2 separate regions of the Mus musculus genome follow, and region 2 is linked to region 1. A link is a contact called in ENCODE Hi-C data. All regions are on one chromosome and are shown on one strand. The core of a region is the stretch at or near the end of the contact, and the rest is flanking DNA. Distances in the headings are between cores, read along the strand shown.

Evidence for each region. Hi-C counts contacts between places; a loop is a spot of excess contacts on that map.
Region 2: a map of left cerebral cortex shows a loop between it and region 1 (5-fold over the local background). The contact joins the enhancer-like site here to the promoter of 4933407L21Rik in region 1. A Hi-C loop is called at or near these places in 21 of 37 maps with a recorded cell type or tissue (CH12.LX, Patski, T-helper 17 cell and 6 more).

Annotation. Positions count from the first base shown.
Region 1 is chr1:85,926,188-85,931,092 of GRCm38, forward strand. It overlaps 4933407L21Rik (RIKEN cDNA 4933407L21 gene), which reads left to right and starts at 2,296. Exons shown (of 3, transcript NR_037692.1): 1 at 2,296-2,905; 2 at 4,284-4,349.
Region 2 is chr1:85,867,855-85,872,759 of GRCm38, forward strand. No RefSeq gene overlaps it. Among named protein-coding and RNA genes, the nearest start is that of Itm2c, 24 kb to the right of the region's middle. Within about 2 kb of position 2,871, at least 1 of the 3 ENCODE cell types and tissues checked has a DNase peak (open chromatin) inside an H3K27ac peak, as active enhancers do; it is left cerebral cortex, where a contact is called at or near this core.

The DNA.
Region 1 (4,905 bases), core at 1,046-3,545:
TCTAACACTATACAGTATGATTACCCCACCATAAAGGACTGTATCCTCTTTGACCACGAGCCACTTCTATCTCAGCAACCAGAAATGCAACCAAGAAATTGGCTGTGTTCAGTGGGCAGAGTTATGAGGTAAGTGCTACCATGGAGGATCCCCCTTCCAAAGTGAAGGCACAGACTGTATAGATTCCACCAAGGTCCAGCTTCATAGCCAGGCAACATGGATTATTTAGCTCCTACTATGTGTCAAGTGTTCTGTGAAGTTTTGAACTTCCAGGGTCTCTGCCTGTAAAAACTTTTGAGTTGGAAGATCCTTTCAAAGAACCAGAATATAATCATTTGAGATGTTGTGAAGCTTACGGTAGGTTGAAACCCCCTAAATCTATTGTTGTTGCCTCTAAGGCAACCACAGACAGCGTGGGTAGTTGTGGCCATGTACCAATATGGCTTTATGGGCAATGGCTTAGAGCAGAGTTGGAAACACACAAACAAGACCTCAGGATACCGGTCAGGCCCCTGCTGAAGCTCAGTAGGTGGCCTTGTGGTATTTTATATGTCCCCAGCTTCCCTGATCTGTGGTAGCTGGCCGATCCAACAATTGACATTAGTGGATAAACCAGCAGAGACAACGGCAGCTGACCAGAACAGTGTCTGAAGGGCTGGAAGGGTCTGACGCACCATGAGGTTTTCTGGAGCCTTCTAGCCTTTTCAATCCCTAGTCCACTTTCCAGGTCCCATGAGGCCCAGCCCAGGGAGGTTTGGCTATGGCCCCAGACAGCCTTACCTTGGAACAGGGTGTCCTGTTTTCTCTCTTCCCATATATAGTTGGTCTTCTATATTTATAGTTGCCATATCTGAGGAGCCAATCAATAGGACTGAAAATATCTGGGGAAATGCATTTGTAAAGAACACCTGCAGAAGTTTTTCTTGCCATTGTTCCCAACCGGGCACAAGCTGTTTATTTAACATTTATATGGTATCATGTCATCTTAAGTAACATAAAGATGATTTAAAGTATATGGGGGGTGCACTCAGCAGATAATGGTGCTTGCCACACAAGCTTGGGGACTTGAGTTTGGTTCTCAGAACCAATGGAAAGGTAGAAGAAGAAAACTGACTCTACAAAGCTGTCTGTCCTGTGACCTCCACACGTATGTGGTAGCATGAGTCCTGAACACATTCACTTCATATATATATATATATATATATATATATATATATATATATATATACATATATATATATATAAAATACTACTAATAATAATAATTATTAATATAATAATACCCTTAGAGTATGTGGCACGTGAAAATGGGTCCTATACAAATACCATGTTAATTCCTGTAAGAGAGTGGAACCTCCATTGTTCTGAGTGATGACCGTACATCCTCACAGGAAAAAAAATATTTCCTTTCTTTCTTGTGTAAAACAATCATTTCCAGCAAACTTGTTAAGTTATAAGGCTATCACCACCATCAGTCTCTGTCCAAAACCTGCTTTTTATCCAAGAAATGTGGGTGAGGGTTTCCTGTCAACAAAACTGCTCAAGCACCCTACTACCCTGTGGGAAGAGTACCAGAAGCACACAGGATGGGCCCCCCAGAGAGACCCAGGGATGGTGACATGGGAGAATCCCCTGGGAACTGTGCGAGGAACATCTCCTTCATTTCTTAGCCCTTTAAGTGACAGTGGCCAGGTGCTCACATCTGGGTCAGGAACCCTCTGCAGTAGACATGTATGGATGAAACCTTCCCTCAGTGCTACCCACCAAACCCTTACATGCACACAGCAGCATCCCTGTTCCTTCCCACCCAGGTATGGACCACTGGCCTGCTTTTGATGTCTGTGTACAGGACCTTCAAATCCTTTTGTATTTCAGTGAGTCCCCACCACAGGAAGGGGACAGATCTGTACTTGTCCCCAAGGCAGTCGGTAACATCTCAGAGTTATCAGCCAAGTAGATTCCTATTGCAGGGTTTCTAAGACATTGAGATGAAATTGTCAGGAAGGGCTGATACCTGTCATTCTGGGGTTTTGTGGATGAGGTCTGGCCCTACAGCTGGCCTCTCCTCTGCTCTGTTTCTCTGGTAGGAGAAAATTCTTACCCATGCCCTATGGCCCCAGCTCTTTCCTCTTTTTTCGTAGCCATTCTCACCATCGAAATGTCATTTCATCTTTAATTAACAGTAGGATTCTTTGTTGCCTGCAAGAGGATCCAGTTGGAGCTAAATCAAGTAACTAGGGGCTCCTCCTGGGGGCCTGGAGCAGCTTGCAGTTGCAAAGCAGTTGCTAGGCAACCAGTACTGCTTACTGCCTCTGCCTTGGGGTGTTTCCAACAGCCTTAGGCCTCCCTCAGCCTCTTTCTTGGCAGAAAGCATCCAAAGGCACAGTGTGGGGTGAGGGTCCCTAGCTTTGGGCCTTTGTGTCCTGCACAGAGAGGGAGGAGGGACGTTATCCTAGATACTGTCTCTGGAAGATGCCATACTATTATGGTTTGAATATAAAATTCCCTACAAGATCTGGGGAGCACTTGGTCCTCATCTGGTAAAGCTGTTTGGAGGAGGCTCTGGAATGTTTAGGAGGTAGGCCCTAGTCAGAGGAACTAGGTCACTGAAGGGAAACACCAAGGTTCTAGTCTCTAGTTACATTTTTACTTCCTGTCTGCCAAGAAGGAAACAGCTTCCTCCACACCTGTCCCAGTACTGTGATGTACTGCCGCACAGTCAAGCCACCATGAAATGAACCTCTAAGTGTTTCTGCTCTGTTGGACGGGCATCCGGGGACTCGGAAGCCCAGGAACCACACAGCTCTGAGGGGAGGATGCATCCCAGTGAGACACAGGAGCCCAGGAACCACACAGCTCTGAGAGAGAGAAAGCCTCCTCAGCAGAGGTGTTGCAGCTCCCCAGGGTGAGTATCCCAGCCGAGCTGAGGCCTCAGCCCAGCTCCATCTTTGCTTCTTCTTTTCTCTTCAGAGCTTCTTTTCTTGTCCTCTTCTGATGAGAGAGTCACAGCAGGCAGAAAAATCTCATGAACGAGATTTATTGAAAGGTCCAGGGTGTGGAGGGATGAATCCAGGGATGGCTGCCTTCTCTGCTCTCAGAAGTGGGCAGCCGGAAATTGGATAAAGGGCAGGCCTTCTCTAGGATTTCTTAAGGGGCAGAGCTTTTCAGGGCAGAGATTTCCAGACTGAGGATTGGTGGGATTTCAAGCCCCGAGTTTGGGAAGCTCAGAGATTGATGGGTTTTCCTGTTCAGGGATTGGTGGAGTTTTGTGCTCAGGGATTGGTGGGTTTTGGGGGGAAGCTCAGGGACTGGTGGGTCTTTCTGCATCAGGCCCATGAGTTAGTGTAGGAATTCCTTCCCGGCTGCAGCTGGTTTTGCTGAGGCACCATCCTCTGTGGCGTTGCTTGAGGGAGGCTGGAGAGGAGGTGCTGCCACTGTGGACAGCTCCTGTGAGGTATGCAGATTGAGATGTGGTGGGTGGTGCCGCCATTTTAGACATTTTACTGCTGCAGCCATAGGCTTGGCTGGAAGGAGGGGCCTGCAGCTGCTTTGACGGCTTTTGTGCTGCTCCACGTAGGGACCGCAGAGTCCACTAAAACTGTGAGCTGAAGGAAATCCTTCCTACCTCGGGTTTCTCACAGGTATCTGCTCACAGTGGTAAAATCCTGACTAAAATCCATACGCACTCTATCATCGCATCCATCGCTCATTAGAAGAATATGGATTTGCCTCACCTGCTCAGATCTAAGCTCTTCTAGGTACCAGGACAAGTACCAGATATGTCCAGCACTAAGTAATGAGGGTGTTCTTACTTGATCATTAGGAAGATGAATGCTGGCCTAGGGAGATGGCTCAGCAGCTAAGAACACTGAATACTCTTGCAGAAGAAGATCCAGGCGTGGTCCCCAGCTCCCACAGGGTGGATAACAACCTGTTAGCTCCAGTTTCATTCAGGGAATCTGATGCCTCTTCTGGCCCCCATGGACACTACACACTTGTGGTGGTACACAGTCATATATGCAGGCAAAACACTCATACACAAAACAAAAATACATTTGTTTTTAGAGAAGATGAATACACACAATACTCTTTCCAAATGAGAAGATCTAACTGGACTACACAAATTATTACGGAAGTGCAGGCAATTGTTTAGATGCCTTGTGGAGAAGAGAATGTACTGGCCCTTAAAGAAATATTTTAATTCCAGAGACAGTAACTAATACACAAAGTTGGAAATGTGACTGTCTTCCAGCGTCACTTTGTGCTGTTTTGTTTTGAGACAGATTATCAGGCTGGCTTGCAACTTGTAGTGATCCTCTTGTTGCATCTTCAGAGCACCGAGATTACAGGTGAGGACCACCATGCCTGGTTTATTCTCACATTTGTGGAATGCTTTCCTTGATATTTTTTGTGTGTGTGTGATGGGGTTTCAAGTAAACGGAGCTGCCCTGAACTCACTATGTAGCCAAGGATGCCCTTGAACTTCTGACCCTCCTGTCTCTGCCTCACAAGTGCTGGAATTACAGGTATGTGCCACCAAACCTGGTTCATAAAACACTGTTGGGGGGGAAGGGGTGTTTGTCATGTATATGGAAGCACATGTGTGTGCAGGTGTACACATATACAATGCACATGTGAATATCAGAGGACAACCTTGTGTGTGGGTCCTAAGGTACCTATCACTTTGTGTTTGAAACAGGACCTCATTGGCCCAGAGTTTTGTCAAATATATGTATACGTACACACACACACACACAAATCTCAACTTGTCACTAGCAACTTGACATCTGTCTCTTTATTATTCTGAGGCACTGTTTGAGTCAGCAGTGGCTTCCATGGCTTCCCCACTCAGCTCAGGGAGAGAGATGTAGCCCCCTGCCTTGGGTCCCCATGTAGCAATGGCAC
Region 2 (4,905 bases), core at 1,621-4,120, 58 kb before region 1:
CATTCCTCTACCCACCCGCTTCCTGGGTTCAGAGAATGTTCATTCAAAGAAAGTCACCCTGACCCACCCTGGAACCCACTTTGCAAATGTGCTATTTTTAGAGACTCTATGGCCAAACTCAGAGAAAGGTTAGGAAAATGATAATGAGAGCGAGAAGCTAATGAAGCATGGTTTGAAGGTTGGTTCACAAAATCCCCATGGATGACTACCTTACTATCTGCCCTCATGGGCCCCTTATTAGTTTTGCTTCTTTTATTTACTATAGGCCCCTGCGTAAATAACAAGATAATGGCTTTCTTCAGACAGCTGGTCAGTGCTGTACAGGTTCTTATGCTACGCCAACAATATCAAAAAGTAGAACAGGCTGATACGGGCTGTACTGAGTCAGAGGTTTAATTTTTCTAGTTCTATGATTAGAACTATTTACTAGAAGGAGTGGAGAATGTAAGACCCCAACTCAATGTGTTTCTTAGACCCCTAGAAACGAAGCACAGCATGGAGTTCTTCGTTCTTTCACCTTCAGCCTGAGAGAACCACTGGGTGACTCACCCAGGCACCTGACCCATAGTGTAAGGGACCAAGAATGTTTGCCAAAGATAGCCTGTAACCTTTCTGTAAGAGATGAGCTGTAATTCATCATCCCCATTCTTACAATGTTTACTCAGCTTCCCCATTCTTTGTACTCTTATCCTCCCCTCACTTTGCAGTTTATTCTTTAAAAACCCTCAACTGCAACTGCTGGGGGTCTATCTCCTCTGTCCCTGTGCAGGTTACGAGCTCGGCCTCAGCATGCTGATTCCCGAATAAACCTCATTTGATGTAGTCTCCCCTCCCTCAGCCTGAAACCTGCTTGCTCAGGGGTGGAGCTTCCCGTTCAATCGTTCTGCCATGCCCACTGCTGTAACATGCCACTTTGCTGTTTGGAGCCACACACATGGTCACCCTGCTACTGGATCCTGAGATTATTTGGCGGGAATCGGGCCCCCTTCCCCTGCTTTATAACTGCGTGCAGAACAGTAAAATTGACCTTTGATCAGAATGCCTGTCTTAGCTGCATCATTTTCTCTTGCCGCCTAGCCCCTCTTCTCTTCCAGGTTTCCAAAATGCCTTTCCAGGCTAGAACCCAGGTTGTGATCTACTGGCCAGACACAACAATGTGATATTGCATCAAGAACAGTTTCTCTTGAGTTATTGGGGCGTCAGCTCATCCCAAGATTTGAGCGAGGGTCTCCCAGAAATGGGGGTCTCTCACCTCCAGCAAGGCCACACTTCCTAAGCCTACCACCAACTGGGACCAAGTATCCTAGCATCTGAGCCTATGGAGGGCATTATTGGTTAAGCAATTCCAGGGACCCCTCCCTCCACATGTGTCAAGGTGACAAGAACAACTAACAACCCTGGCTCAGAACAAATAAACAAACAATCACCACAACAAAAACCTCTAGTGGAAACCAGATTCAAGATTAAATTACTGGAGGGTTAGGGCAGTAGTTCAGTGGTAGAACACATATCTAGCAAGCACAAAACCTCTTCAAGACTCACACACAGCCAGGCGTGGTGGCGCACACCTTTAATCCCAGCACTCGGGAGGCAGAGGCAGGCGGATTTCTGAGTTCGAGGCCAGCCTGGTATACAAAGTGAGTTCCAGGACAGCCAGGGCTATACAATCACTAGACATAGACCATAAGCCATTTATACAAAGCTTGAAATCAGTAACTCTTTACTTTGGCTTCAAACAGACATTTTAGGGAAAGTACACAAAGAGAAACAAAAACAAAAAAGCAAACAGCTTACAAAAAGCAGCCTTTAGAAAAATGCACCTGTAATAGCCTTCCTGGTGCAAAGGGGGAGAGAACCCTTAGACAGGATTAGGGGAGGCTTGGTGTGCTTGGTGTGGAAATTGTGACCTTTGGGGGGGGGTGCGGGGGATATAATCAAAGCAAGGTGAGAATGGATGGGCAAGGAGAAGAAACAAAGTATCTAGCCTGTGAGAGGCTGGTGTGGGGGAGGGAAGCCATTGGAGGCCTTGGGGTTGGAGATGGGGAAAGGCAGTGTGTGGCTGGTGGGAGCTTAAAACCAGCTATAATAAGCCACTTCAAAAATGGATGCCTCCCGGGAGGCATTTGAAGAAACAGGCAAGTCAAAGAGAGCCTTTAAAACCATTTAAAAGGCGCCAAATGTATATGAAATTAGCTGAAATAGCTGATGCCGTCTTACGTAAGTCCTGAAGGAGGTTCTGGTGGGGGTGGGTAACAGCTCTAGCAGGAACGTGGAGTTCTTGCTGGATGCAAGAAAAAGCATTGAATGCTCACCAGATGCCCAGTGGAGAGAGAATTTACCCTTTACTGCTGAAGGAAACGGATTCCAAAGCAGATGGTAAGATTAACCATGCCGGACACTCAGAGGACACAAGCCAACATTCTGTCAGGAAAACTTAGCCTAAGCATGGGCTGTTACTGAAGCCAGCCTGCTTCCTGTGAGGGAAGAAAATTCATGATGATGAACTGAGAAGCTCCGTGGGTTGTGAGAAACCTTGGTCATTTAAGAACAGTTACACCTTGGTCATTTAAGAATAGTTACACACCGGGCAGTGGTGGCGCACACCTGTAATCCCAGCACTTGGGAGGCAGAGGCAGGTGGAGTTCTGAGTTTGAAGCCAGCCTGGTCTACAGATGAGTTCCAGGACCTTCACATGCACAGAGGAGAAGGGAGGGGAAGGAAAGAAGGAAGAAATTAAGAGTACCTTGTAGCTTCCCCCAGCCTTGAGGAGGCTGACTCAGACCTGTTCTGTAGCTGTGAGACCACCTAGGGTGGAGTCTTTCAACCTAGATAGGTCTATTGTTCTACAACCTGCACTCTTCTCCAAAACAACCCCGCAGAGGCTGAACCTGTCTTCTGGAGATAAACAACAAGCCTGGCAAACAAGTGCTGACAGCCTGCACCAAGTGCTGACAGACTGGCAACAAAGCATCAAGAGCCTGGTGTGGCGGAGGATGGGCCTTCCCCCTTTATAAGCACAGACTGTTAGTAAACTCTTGGGCCTTGATCAGAATTTGTCTTGGTCTTGTTATTCCCCCACCCACCCCCTCCACCCCACCCCTCACCCCCGCTGCTTCCTCCCATATAGCTCCAGTCTCCCTTTCAGGAACCAGGTTCGTGTGGCCATGGGCGGCTACAGTACCTGCATCCCTTATGCAGCAAACAGTCCCTAGGCAGAAGCCAGTTGGGTTGCCAGGTTGAATACTGGTGCCCAATAAAAAATGGACAAACATACACTAAAAAGTTTCTGTTGTGTATCCGAAATTCAAATTTCTCTAGGCATTGTTTCAGGGAGCACCTGAGATCTTGAGTCCTCCGAAGATGCTTCTGAGAGATTGCCGTGATTAAATTAGCTGATGTGGGAGAGCCCATCTTAATTGTGGGTGGGGTTCCAGACCTGACCAGGGACAGCAAAGGTATGAAGAAAAGGACAGATACACAGAACACACGAGATGAACATAGGATCAGGTGGCTGGGGTTCTACTGCTCGTTAGGTACAACACATGAAGAGGAGGAGTCTCTGTAGGAGGTCTCTTCTGGGAGGAGAAAGCCGAAGTCACTTGTTTTCAAACACTAATCCATCAACGCTCATGCTCCAACTCCAGAGGAAAGCCTTTTTATGCCACTTAAGCCTGGCCCATATAAGTAATGGCTTTGCCAGTTTCCCACCCAGAGCCAATCGGTTTTGGAGTCCTTGAAAGGTCATGCCCAGGTCCAAATACACACTCCTGGTAATAGAGAGATGGATAAGTGGTTAGCACAGGTTGCTCTTCCAGAGGACCTGGGTTCAGTTTCCAGCACCCACATGGAAGTTTACACCTGTCTGTAACTCCAGTTCCAGGGAACTCAACACCTTCATACAGATATACATGCAAGCAAAACTCCAATGAACATAATATAAATGCACACACATCATATGTTATATTATATATAGTTACATATAGTATACTATATATAGTATTATATGTCATATATTGTGGGACTGTGAAAGGCAGTCTGTGTTTTGGTCAAGCAAGGCTTACTCCAGAGACCCAGTAGAAAATTCTACAAGGGACAGAACAGTGAGCTACGCCACCAGACACAAATGCCTGACACTATGAGCCTTCAAATCCATCATTCTGTGGCCATCAGTCACATAGGCTGTCCAGACTTCACTTCCACAGTTGCCTGGCAATAGCCAGGTATGCTCCTCCCCACAGTTATCCTGCAACAGCAAGATAGCCCAGCCCACTATAAAAGGGACTGCTTGGCCCCTCCAGTCTCTCTTGCTTCTCTTGCTTTCTCTCCATCCCTCTTGCTCCCTCTCTTCCCCCTCCCTTCTCCCCTCTCTCCACATGGCCATGGCCATCCTCCACCTCTTTACTGTTCTCTCTCTCTCTCTCTTCTTTTCTACAATAAAACTCTAAAATCATGGATTCTTCTTATCAGGATCTGCCGGGCTGGAGCAATAGAGCAGGTTTCCCTTTAACAGCTGTCTAAGCTCCCGCTGGGAGTCCTTCCTGTGCTCTAGCCACGGCCACCACTACCACCACCACCACCACCACCACCACCACCACCTGCCTACCAAACCACCTGCTGAGTTAGCAGCCTGAGCTAGCCAGACTCTTGCCCACCCGCCCAGAAACCACCCAGTGCCTTCCTCCCTGTCCTTTCTTCCTTTGGCCCCTGGGCTGACCAAGTTGCCCCCGGGGCCCCCACTTGTTCTCAGCTCTTCCACAACATCCCACCAGCATCTGGGATGCCCAAGACTGAGAACCTGTCTTCTCTGGCCTCCATGAGGCCCAGGGACCCCGGAGCCAGCTCTTTCACAGTACCCAGCATTCTGTGGTGCCTGAGAGTTGGAGTTCAGACTGCGCCTTCCAGAAC